3 separate regions of the Homo sapiens genome follow, and regions 2 and 3 are each linked to region 1. A link is a contact called in ENCODE Hi-C data. All regions are on one chromosome and are shown on one strand. Each heading gives the region's core, a stretch centred on a gene start or an enhancer-like site at or near the end of the contact. The rest is flanking DNA. Distances are from core to core; before and after follow the strand shown. Region 1 overlaps CDCP1 (CUB domain containing protein 1). Region 2 overlaps LOC124909489 (a long non-coding RNA gene). Region 3 overlaps LRRC2 (leucine rich repeat containing 2).

The links. A loop is a pair of places that touch in the nucleus more often than their neighbours do. Pooled maps may share reads with other maps.
Region 2: a loop to region 1 is called in a map with no recorded cell type, with 11 times the contacts of the local background. The contact joins two enhancer-like sites. A Hi-C loop is called at or near these places in 2 of 37 single-sample maps with no recorded cell type.
Region 3: a map with no recorded cell type shows a loop between it and region 1 (10-fold over the local background). The contact joins two enhancer-like sites. A Hi-C loop is called at or near these places in 2 of 37 single-sample maps with no recorded cell type and 3 of 50 pooled maps.

Annotation. Positions count from the first base shown.
Region 1 is chr3:45,121,754-45,125,097 of GRCh38, reverse strand. All of the region lies in intron 1 of CDCP1 (CUB domain containing protein 1), which reads left to right. Among named protein-coding and RNA genes, the nearest start is that of CDCP1, 23 kb to the left of the region's middle. RefSeq lists enhancers at 120-619, 620-1,121. Within about 2 kb of position 1,902, at least 10 of the 41 ENCODE cell types and tissues checked have a DNase peak (open chromatin) inside an H3K27ac peak, as active enhancers do.
Region 2 is chr3:44,044,719-44,047,911 of GRCh38, reverse strand. The region is part of intron 2 of LOC124909489 (a long non-coding RNA gene); the gene reads right to left. Among named protein-coding and RNA genes, the nearest start is that of MIR138-1, 68 kb to the left of the region's middle. RefSeq lists an enhancer at 1,690-1,929. Within about 2 kb of position 1,876, at least 5 of the 41 ENCODE cell types and tissues checked have a DNase peak (open chromatin) inside an H3K27ac peak, as active enhancers do.
Region 3 is chr3:46,537,475-46,541,106 of GRCh38, reverse strand. LRRC2 (leucine rich repeat containing 2) reads left to right here. Exons shown (of 9, transcript NM_024512.5): 4 at 1,906-2,062. Among named protein-coding and RNA genes, the nearest start is that of LRRC2-AS1, 18 kb to the left of the region's middle. RefSeq lists an enhancer at 1,986-2,045. Within about 2 kb of position 2,191, at least 16 of the 41 ENCODE cell types and tissues checked have a DNase peak (open chromatin) inside an H3K27ac peak, as active enhancers do.

The DNA of each region.
Region 1 (3,344 bases), core at 653-3,152:
CATTCTTTTAGACCCATCTTAAGTCATACGCCTTCTGTGAAGCCCTCCTTGACCACCACCCCCAGATGGTTGATAGCAGACCCTCAATGTCTTCAGAGTACCTTGAAGTTCCCTGGTGTCCTAAAATTACTATTTGGGTCTAATGAACAGACAGGCAAATGTTCATTCAATGTGTGTGAATTCAACACTCGCTCCCTGCAGGGAATAAAGGTTGGGAGAAATCATTGCAATGGTGTGTGTGTCCCCTTGGGGTGGATATGAGGTAGGGTATAAACTTGCCAATCTGCTGGACATCCTGGGGCTCCCATGGTGTGCACATCCACAATTTAATGAAACGTATTTTGCAAACCTGGCCCCTAAAAGCATATCACGACTTATCTGATGCTCAGTCTGAAAAGCAGGGATCTGCTCCATGGATGGAGGAAACACCAGCTGCTGGACTTGTTGAGAATGGAATGTTGGTCTGCAATGTGACCTCTTCCTAAGAGAGGACAGGGCTATTTTGGCCATAAGTGGAACCTGACTCACATGCAAGCCGTGACTGAGCAGCCACAAACTTCTTGGTTTCTGAGTCTGCCTCCCTTGGCATCCTGGGCACTCCTCCAGGGCACCATGCATCTTAATATGTATCTCCTGGTGCCTAGGCTGAGCCCAGCCCTGGCTGGGAGCTGCTCAGTCCATCTTCCTTGGACAGAGAAGGTGAATGAGAGCCGAGTCCCACAGGCAACCACACCCAGAATTGAGGCAACTTGTTCCAATTCGTCTACAAATTTTAGACGGGTTGCCAGTTATTTTGCCAGTCTTTTAAACTGTATTTGACAGATCTGGGAGAAAAATGACTTCCGGTGTTTATCACCTGGAATTCCCTCCCCTACATTAGTTTCCCTTACTAGAATCGAGAATTGCAAAGAAATAGGATGGCAGGGAGAAGAAATAACAGGGATGTGTGATATGGTGATTAATGAATGGTGAATCATGAATGATGATTAAAACAAATGGAAATTCTTCCCCCAACCCTGCCTGCCCAGGAAGGAGCTGGTGAGGCAGATGCTCACAAAGGTGTCCTAATAAGGAGAGGTCAGGAGGCAGGAGAGCTGAAGAAAAGAGCTGTGTGTGACTCAGGAGCCCAAGCCTGTGCCTTGTAAGCTTTTCCAAATGCCCTAAGCCCAGGAGCCCATGCACTGCTCTAGTGAAAGCTTGGATGCCTTTCAGCCCATAAAGCCTCAAAGTCACACCAGAATCTGGAGCATTTCTAAGTTTCTCTGAACCTGGGTAATGATTTTCTGAAATATTAGACCAATGAAATACCAAATTCCTGGGGAGGCAAAAGAAAGAGATGTGATCCAAGCATTTGTGATCAAATGAGCTGACAAGTTACTCTACTTAAGCAGTGGGGATTTTACCACTGTTTTTATTGCAGCGAAATAAATGCCTCCAGAGTGGCAGAATTGGTGGGGGTCAGGAGAGAGTCCACATTTCAAGTATGTACAAGGTGTTGAATCATTATCTTCTTGCTCCTGTTCACCCCTTCTAGCTAACTTATTTATCAGTTAGGATGAGGGGGATCATTAAAAATGACAGCCATGTGAGTGATGTGTCCTTGGCTGTGACCCTAGAAAAGAGCCTATAATATAAGTCATCTCCTCCTGTTGGAAAGGTAGCTAAATTCAGCTTTGCCTATCATGTGTCTTTAGCTTAGTTGTTTCCTCTGAACTATGAGCTGGACACCAGGTGGGGGATTACTCAAGCCCAAATTCTCTGGTCTGGTATACCAAAGAATAGTTACAAACTACAGCTGGACAGTAGAACGTGCTGGGTTGATCATCTCAGCCAGGGCAAAGAAACATATTAAGACGTTAAACATCTACCAGGAGTGAGTCATTTAACCCTCGTAAGGTTTCATCTTCCTTGATTGCAAAATGAGTTTGTGTGAAAGACCATAAATAAAAAATAGAAACAACAGAAGTAGCATTAGTAATTCATGAAGGAAGGACTGGTATATTCAACGCTTAGAGTTGGAACAATGGGCTCTCCATATGGAAAAAAAAGTAAAAGCGAATCCCTACTTCTCACCATGGACCAAAAAAAAAAAAATCCCTACGTCTCAGCATAGACCAGTACAGATTCCCAGAGCCCTTGTTATACCTACTAGGGCTTAGAACTTTATCACAGACCATTTGTAGGCCCTTAGTCTAGGCTATTAATTCCCTAAGGGCAGGGACTCTGGCTGTTTTTATCATTAAGTCATTTGCACCAAGTGTGTCCCTAGAATAGATTATGAACCCAGAAAATGTTTGTCGAATGAATACATCATTTCCAAAATTCTTTAAAAAATGAATTTCTAGGCCAGGTGCAGTGGCTCACACCTGTAATCCCAGCACTTTGGGAGGCCGAGGTGGGCAAATCACTTGAGGCCAGGAGTTCAAGACCAGCCCAGCCAACATGGTGAAACCCCCTCTTTACTACAAAATACAAAAATTAGCCAGGCGTGGTGGCACACCTGTAGTCCCAGCTACTCGGGAGACTGAGGCACGAGAATCACTTGAGTCCCAAAGGCAGAGGTTGCCAAGATCACGCCATTGCACTCCGGCCTGGGCAACAGAGGGAAACTCTGTCTCAAAAAAAAATTTCTAAAAGAGATTATACATTTTTCTGGCTGGGCACAATGGCTCACGCCTGTAATCCCAGCACTTTGGGAGGCTGAGGTGGGTGGATCACCTGAGGTCAGGAGTTCAAGACCAGCTTGGCCAACATGGTGAAACCCCAGCTCTACTAAAAATACAAAAATTAGCTGAGCGTGGTGGCACATGCCTTTAGTCCCAGCTACTCGGGAGGCTGAGGCAGGAGAATAGCTTGAGCCCAGGAGGCGGAGGTTGCAGTGAGCCGAGGTTGCGCCACCGCACTCCAGCCTGGGCAACAGAGTGAGATTCCGTCTCAAAAAAAAAAAAAAAAATACAGATTATACATTTTTCTTTGACTGTCATTATAAAAGAATACCTTGCCATATACCCAGAATTATTTTGGGTACTAACCTGGCCAAACAACAGAGAAGAACTGAGTGGAGAGATTTTGGTGAGATCAGCTTTGGTCTTCTCTGAATCTAAGTTAAAGAGATTTAAAATATTACATATACCTAGGCTTCCCCCAAAATATTATTAAACCATATTTTAACTGTGGTAATGATTATTCTTTTATTAATTTATTACATGCCTACTTTGTGTGAAAACATGATCTTTTGAACACTTTTTCTTTTTATTAAGGTATAGCTTACATAAAATAAACATCATCAATTTTAAGTGTACAGTTTGATGAATTTTGGCATTTGTATACAAGGTGTAATCACT
Region 2 (3,193 bases), core at 627-3,126, 1.1 Mb after region 1:
ATTCACAGCCAGATTTTTTAGGCACAGTGCTGTATCACACAGTAACTTGAAACTAATAAGAGGTAATAACGTGTTAAAATTTTAAGAATAAGATTGGCTTCTAAAAATATCATTGCCAAGTCTACCCATATAATCACATCCCTTGCATTCCGACGAGCCTGCTGGAGTGGGAAAGGGGGTGAATTTTGGTGACTGCCAGGGAACTGCTCATGGTGGGCAGCCTACTTTGTCTATGCCATGGCCCTTAGTGGTTCCCATTAATCGTGTCCTATTAATACTGGTGGCAGTTACTAAGTACCTTCATGCTTTATTTTCATATCCAAGATGTTTGTTCTTAGTTTTGTTGGAATCAAAGGATACCCATGGAAGTTTATTTCACATGTCAATATTACCTAGTGCCTATGTCTGTGGTGGGGGTAGAGGGACAAGAATTTTCTCTGAAGCAGTCAGAATTCTTTTGATGGAGAACTTGGAACTGGAAGAAGTAGGTCATTGCTTGGCACAGCTGGTTACAGCTCAGCCTGGGGATCCTAAGGTCCCACCTGGCTGGGAGGACTTCCAGGTTCAGGTCAAGTCTATGCATCTTTCAAAGCCTTCTCCTCTCAATATGGTTTTCTCAGGTGTTTTTAGTACAGAAAGGAGAAGGCACTCCTGGTCTACCTGAATCATGGTGCATGTGGAGGCTGTAGTTCTGCCTGCAAAGCAGTTGGGTTTTTGGATTTACAAAGCAAGTGCAAGCAACAAGGGCAGACTTTCCAGGGGCTGAGTCTCAGAACTAAGAGGTCGAACCACCGAAAATGACCTTCACAATCATGAATCTATTGTCTTATTCTCACCCTTTGACAAGGAAAAATACACAGTGAAAAAAACTGGATTATAAAACACTGTTCAACATAATCATAATTTAGTAAACCAAAAATGTATGCAAATACTTATAGAAAGAATACTGAAACAGCAAAATATTAATGGTGGTCCCTTTGACTTTCTCCCTCTGCCATTTTTGGATATAGAATGATAACACTAGCTGTGTTGTACCCCCTTCAGGAAGTTCTTCACTCTATTATGCACATACAGAGGCTAACAATATACGGAAAATGTTACATCTCACACCCTTAGACTTCTGCAGGAAATAACCCAAGGGCTACCAAGTTCACACCAACATACCATACAATGCTGCAAGGAAGATTATCATACTTGATTGTAAAATTGATACTTAGTTTGAAGCCCTCTTAACATTTTCATCCATTCCACCAAAAATTAATCTTCTCTGTTCTATATTAATGGTGACTGGCTAACAAAGGAATCTCTACAATTGATTATAAAATTGATACTTAGTTTGAAACCTCTTAATATTTTCATCCATTCCACCAAAAATTAATCTTTTCTGTTCTATATTAATGGTGACTGGCTAACAAAGGAGTCTCTAAACTTGTTTGAGCACATGACCTCAATGGTAAAAGAGACTAATCATAACACAGACTTACGCATATTTATTCATAAAGTGGGTGCATGTATACTTACATGTTAAGTCCATTATCAAATGTATGAGAATGGAACTGTTCTAGTCCAATGGTCTGTATTTTTCCTGTACCACACTGGGTTATCTTGTGTGTGCCTGACTTTGGAGATCTAGAGTTTAAACACCAGAGAGAAAAAAGTGGCCAGCATAATATGGCTGATGTTAATTTGCTACCTGGGAGGCTTCCTGGGCAGGGATCCAGAAATCTCCACCATTCACCCCCTCGCATGCATAAGGGCTCCACCAGCCAGCACCTTGGAAACCCCCAACCAGATGTGTACAGTGGACTCAACCATCTGCACCTGGCAGGTCACCAGCAGGAACTCATTCTTTCCTGGGCTGAAAGTCCCTTCCCACAGAGAGGCTCAGGGTGGCTGTGACTGGGGACTTCACAGTTGGCTGAGGGCCAAGGAACCTCTGCGAATGAAGCACTTCCCTATTTTTTCATATGGTTTGTCTAGAAGATGACTAAATAGAAAAGCTTTGGTGATTCTTCTTTTTCTGCTCAGCACTCAAATATAAACAGTGGTCAGAGTAATAATAATCATAGGTTTTGGAATGTTTTCATAAAAATTTGATGTCAATTAGGACATTCAGGAAAGCTAAAAACACCTCGGTGTAATGCCACATCCAGATTTGCCTTTAAAATCGTGAATAAAAAATGCTGAGAATCTGCATGGTTTTCTAGTTCCTCCAAACAAGTTCTGAGTGACAGGGGATAGCTCATTAAGTTCAATTCTGGGGAGATTAGAAGTTTAAAAAATAATCAACCCTAAACTAATGTGACTCCAAAACCAAGTCTCATAAAATGTCTGTTAACCTTCAATTCCATCTTTGCCAAGTAGAAGCTCTAAGAGTGTCTGGGGTTCCCAGCACCTCATCTAACATCCAGTGCTAGCAGAAAGCAAGAACACAGTCCCTCTGCTGAAGAATGAATGAGCAAACGAATGATCACTTGATAGCCTGGAGTTCATTATTGAGGTACAGACGTAAGCCTATATGTTCTAGTGGTTTGTTTTAGAGGCTTTATTTATTTATTTATTTTTACTAGATGCTGGAAAGACAGATGAAAGTAATGATGCCTTCTAACTTCAAAGAGCTCACAGACCAGTGAGAAAAAAAGAAGGTGAGCAGAGAACATCAACCTAGGGTGCTCTCACGAGGGTCTGAACACGTTGCAGGAGGTTGTGGAGGAATGCTTAACATGGGTGCAGAAAGGTTTCGGTGGGGGCCTGGCCCTTGGGGCCAGGTAGTGATGGGTGAGGGAACTGGTCAGCCTGTGCAGCTGGGGCTGGAGGGCCATTCCCAGCACAGCAATCAGCTCGTGGGGTGCACAGAAGCACAGTGTGACTGGGAAGGGTGACAAGTCCAAAGTGCTTAGGCCCAAAGGAAAAGGTTGCCTGCCTGGGAAGCACCACGCAAGCTAAGGCATTTTCATTCTACCCTGCAGGCAGTGAGGAAACTAGAGGTGGTTTTAAGTAGGACACAGAGTCTCCTTCCTTACTTTTTTTTTTTTTTGAGATGGAGTCTCGCTCTGTCGCCCAGGCTGGAGTGCAGTGGCCAGATCTCAGGTCACTGCAAGCTCCGCCTCCTGGGTTCACGCCGTTCTCCTGCCTCAGCCTCCAGAGCAGCTGGGACTACAGGTACCCACCACCACGCCCAGCTAATTTTTTG
Region 3 (3,632 bases), core at 942-3,441, 1.4 Mb before region 1:
CCGCCTCGGCCTCCCAAAGTGCTGGGATTACAGGCGTGAGCCACCATGCCCGGCCTATCCTAATATTTTTCTTGTTGAAAATAGTCATGAACATAATTTTAGAAATTTAATAATCTTTCATGTGTGCCATTATTGAAAGAGTGGAATGAGGTTATTTATGAGACAGTCAGTACGTTGAAGTGTCAATGAAGAGATTGTGATTATGAGCCTGTGGTCAGCTCCCTGATGACCCAACTCATTTTGTCTCAGTTCCAGGAGGCAACCCTCTGGTGTGGTGTGGGTTCCATTCAGATCAAGAGGTGTCGGGACAGTTTGCCAGGGCCACGAGAAGGGGGCAGGTGGTAACTAGGTAGTTGGCTTCAGAAGCAGCGGCACAGGGCCCTATGCTTGGTTTAATGCTCTGTGCTCACCATCTTGAACTTCTTAATTTTTAACAAGGTGCCTGCATTTTCATTTTGCACTAGGCTCTGCAAACTCAGTAGTGGATCCTTACTGTAAGTGATTCACTTAAATGTCTTTGGGGTTTCAGCTTTCCTCTTCCAAAGGGGCTCACTTTGCCTATCAATTTTTTTTTTTTTTTTTGAGATGGAGTCTCACTCTGTCACCCAGGCTGGAGTGCAGTGGTGCTATTTTGGCTCACTACAACCTTCGCCTCCTGGGTTCAAGCGATTCTCCTTCCTCAGCCTCCCAAGTAGCTGGGATTACAAGTGCACGCCACCACACCTAGCTAATTTTTGTATTTTTAGTAGAGATGGGGTTTCACCATGTTGGCCAGGCTGGTCTCGAACTCCTGACCTCAGGTGATTCACCCGCCTTGGCCTCCCAAATTGCTGGGATTACAGGCGTGAGCCACTGTGCCCGGCCCACTTTGCCTATCTTATGGTACTGTTGCATGAGATAATACTAGAGTGAAAGCACTTTTGCAAGTTAACAGCTTAACCCACACACAGGAGGGCAATGGTTGTAAAGCACATTACAAGTACCAAGTACAAAAAAGAAGGATCACTATGGACTCCATTGCTCCCTCCACCTCCCCTTCAACTGCCATGGAGTTTTCCACACCTCATCCCACCTCCACCCTGTGCTCCAGCCACTTTGCTGATGGTGCGTTGTGGTCAGCTTCTGAGGTCAGGGGACCTGTGTGTCTCGTCTTTGCCCCACCCCTCAGTGCTGAGCACCCCTCACCTGCAATGGGGGCTCGGTAACTCTCGGTGAATTAGATTTCTTCAGCTGGACAAATAGCCTCCTTAAAGTCTTTAAACGCTTCTTGCTTGACACCTTTACAGTTTTATCCCAGAACACTTGAGCTAGGGGAGGCCTTGGACACTGAGTTCATCAATGTCATTTCAGCAGTGGAGACCCAGGGAGGTGGCGTGACTGGAAAATGGCAGGGCCTGGGCCGGAACTCAGGTGTCCCAGCTGACTGTCTTTCTCATGCTTTTTCCCTTTCATAGACTCTTAAGAATATTTGGAAATGTGGTACAGCAAATATTAGAGGTTTATCAAGTATTTCTAAAAGCAACTACAGACAAAGGGAAACGAAGCACAAATTTTGAAATCGAATGTATAGACAGACCTTAGGGGATGTTAAGTTGGTATGTTGCAAATAAATAATACACATTGTGGCTCTAAGTGTGAGTCTGGTTTTTTGTGTTCACTAGGATTTAATTTTAATAACATCATGAATTCACGGCAGTTTTGAAATAGGGCTAATATACTGTTGTGAAGTTGACGACAACTGCGGTGTCTTTGGTTTCTTTTTGAAATGGCTGGAGTGCTGGTGGTTAAGTTTTATGCTCTCGTGTCTGCTTTCTCACTTCCTGTTTTAAAATAAATGCTTGGTTTTACACGGCTTTGTGCACACGGAGGAGCTAGTTCTGATTGATGTCATTCTTTCTATTTTAGGAGCTCCCAGATTCATTGAAGGAGCAGACACACCTGAGAGAATGGTACATAAGCAATACCTTGATTCAAATCATTCCTACATATATTCAGTTATTTCAAGCGATGAGAATTCTGGATCTGCCAAAAAACCAAATCTCACATCTTCCAGCAGAAATCGGTATGTCAACTTAGCAGGGGTCTTCGGGCCTCTGGTGTGTTAAGCAGGCAGCTGTCAGGCAGGTGACAGACACTGTGCAGACACCGTGTTTCCTCTCCAGCTTCCCCAGGAAGTGGTTGGGCAGGGCCGTTTGGAGGCTCCCCAGAGCTGCTTGTTTGCAGCATCCCTTTGGGTGGTGAGGTCGGCGTCTCGCCTGTATAACTCAGCACACAGGACACTTGCCAATTGCTCAGAAACCAGAAGTTTCATGAGTGAGCAATATTTTATTTAGGAACTCTGTGTTTATTTTCTTTTTGTTTTAAACCTATAAACGTGCAGTATGCTTATTAGAAATGTAATGTATTGCTCTTATACATTAGTCCATTGATAAATCTAGTTTAGCTTATGTTGTCTTTTTTTTTCTTTTCCTTGAGACGGAGTTTCGCTCTTGTTGCCCCAGCTGGAGTGCAATGGCACAATCTCGGCTCACTGCAACCTCTGCCTCCCTGGTTCAAGTGATTCTCCTGCCTCAGCCTCCCAAGTAGCTAGGGTTACAGTCACGTGCCACCAGCTGATTTTGTATTTTTTTTTTTAGTAGAGAAGGGGTTTCACCATGTTGACCAGGCTGGTCTCAAACTCCTGACCTCAGGTGCTCTGCCTGCCTCGGCTTCCCAAAGTGCTGGGATTACAGGCATGAGCCACAGTAACCAGCCTGATGTCTTTTTGATGGATCAAAATTTTATAATTCTCAGTCATTATTCAGTTGTGTTATCTTAAAATGAAAATGACAGTGATCATTATTGCTTCTCTTTTTCCTGGGGTGCAAGGAGTGAAGGTCTGGAGCTGCATGGAGCTCCATTCTTACACATGTGCCCTGGGACCAGTGGTTTCGCATAGTTATGTGAAAATTTACCAGAAGCCAAGACCCTGTGGGACAGGTGGCTTGTGGAGCCTCTGGTGTTCATACATGTCTTGCTGGCTGTGTCAAGACTACAAGGCTCTGACCACCCTCTTACCCAGGCCGATCTTGGGGATGCATATGCATGTACTAACCTTGAGGGATGAGGAGACACCTGCTCCCAGGCAAAGAGCAGCCTTGCTAACCACTTGCTGTAAAAGTGGTGGGTTCCCCAAGCTCAGGGTTCTCAGCTGTGATGTATATGTGCATAGCATCTATCCAGGCCATCTGCATCACGCTTGGTAAACTTAGCTGTAAGTGCAACTCACATCAGTATGCTGTGTTGGACCAGGAGCCTCGTGTCTTCTGTCGGTATCCATGAAACAGGAATAGGCAAAATTTATTAGCTTCTAAGCAGGGTAAAATCAAATTTTAGACCCAACAAGGATAAGTACTTCTGTTTCCTTGCCTAGTTTCTGGAAAGGTAGAAAGGACCTTAGAATTTCTATGACTGAAAAGTACCATTTTTGACATGTAAGGGGTCATTTACCTCCTGCCCCTTTATTTTGCAAATTGGAGAGACCCACTGACTGAATCATTAACTGACTGAATCATTATCATTTACATATTACACTAAGGAACTTCTTCAGAGCCTGGGCTAGAAGCCAGATTTCACTATTTGCAGGTCATTTT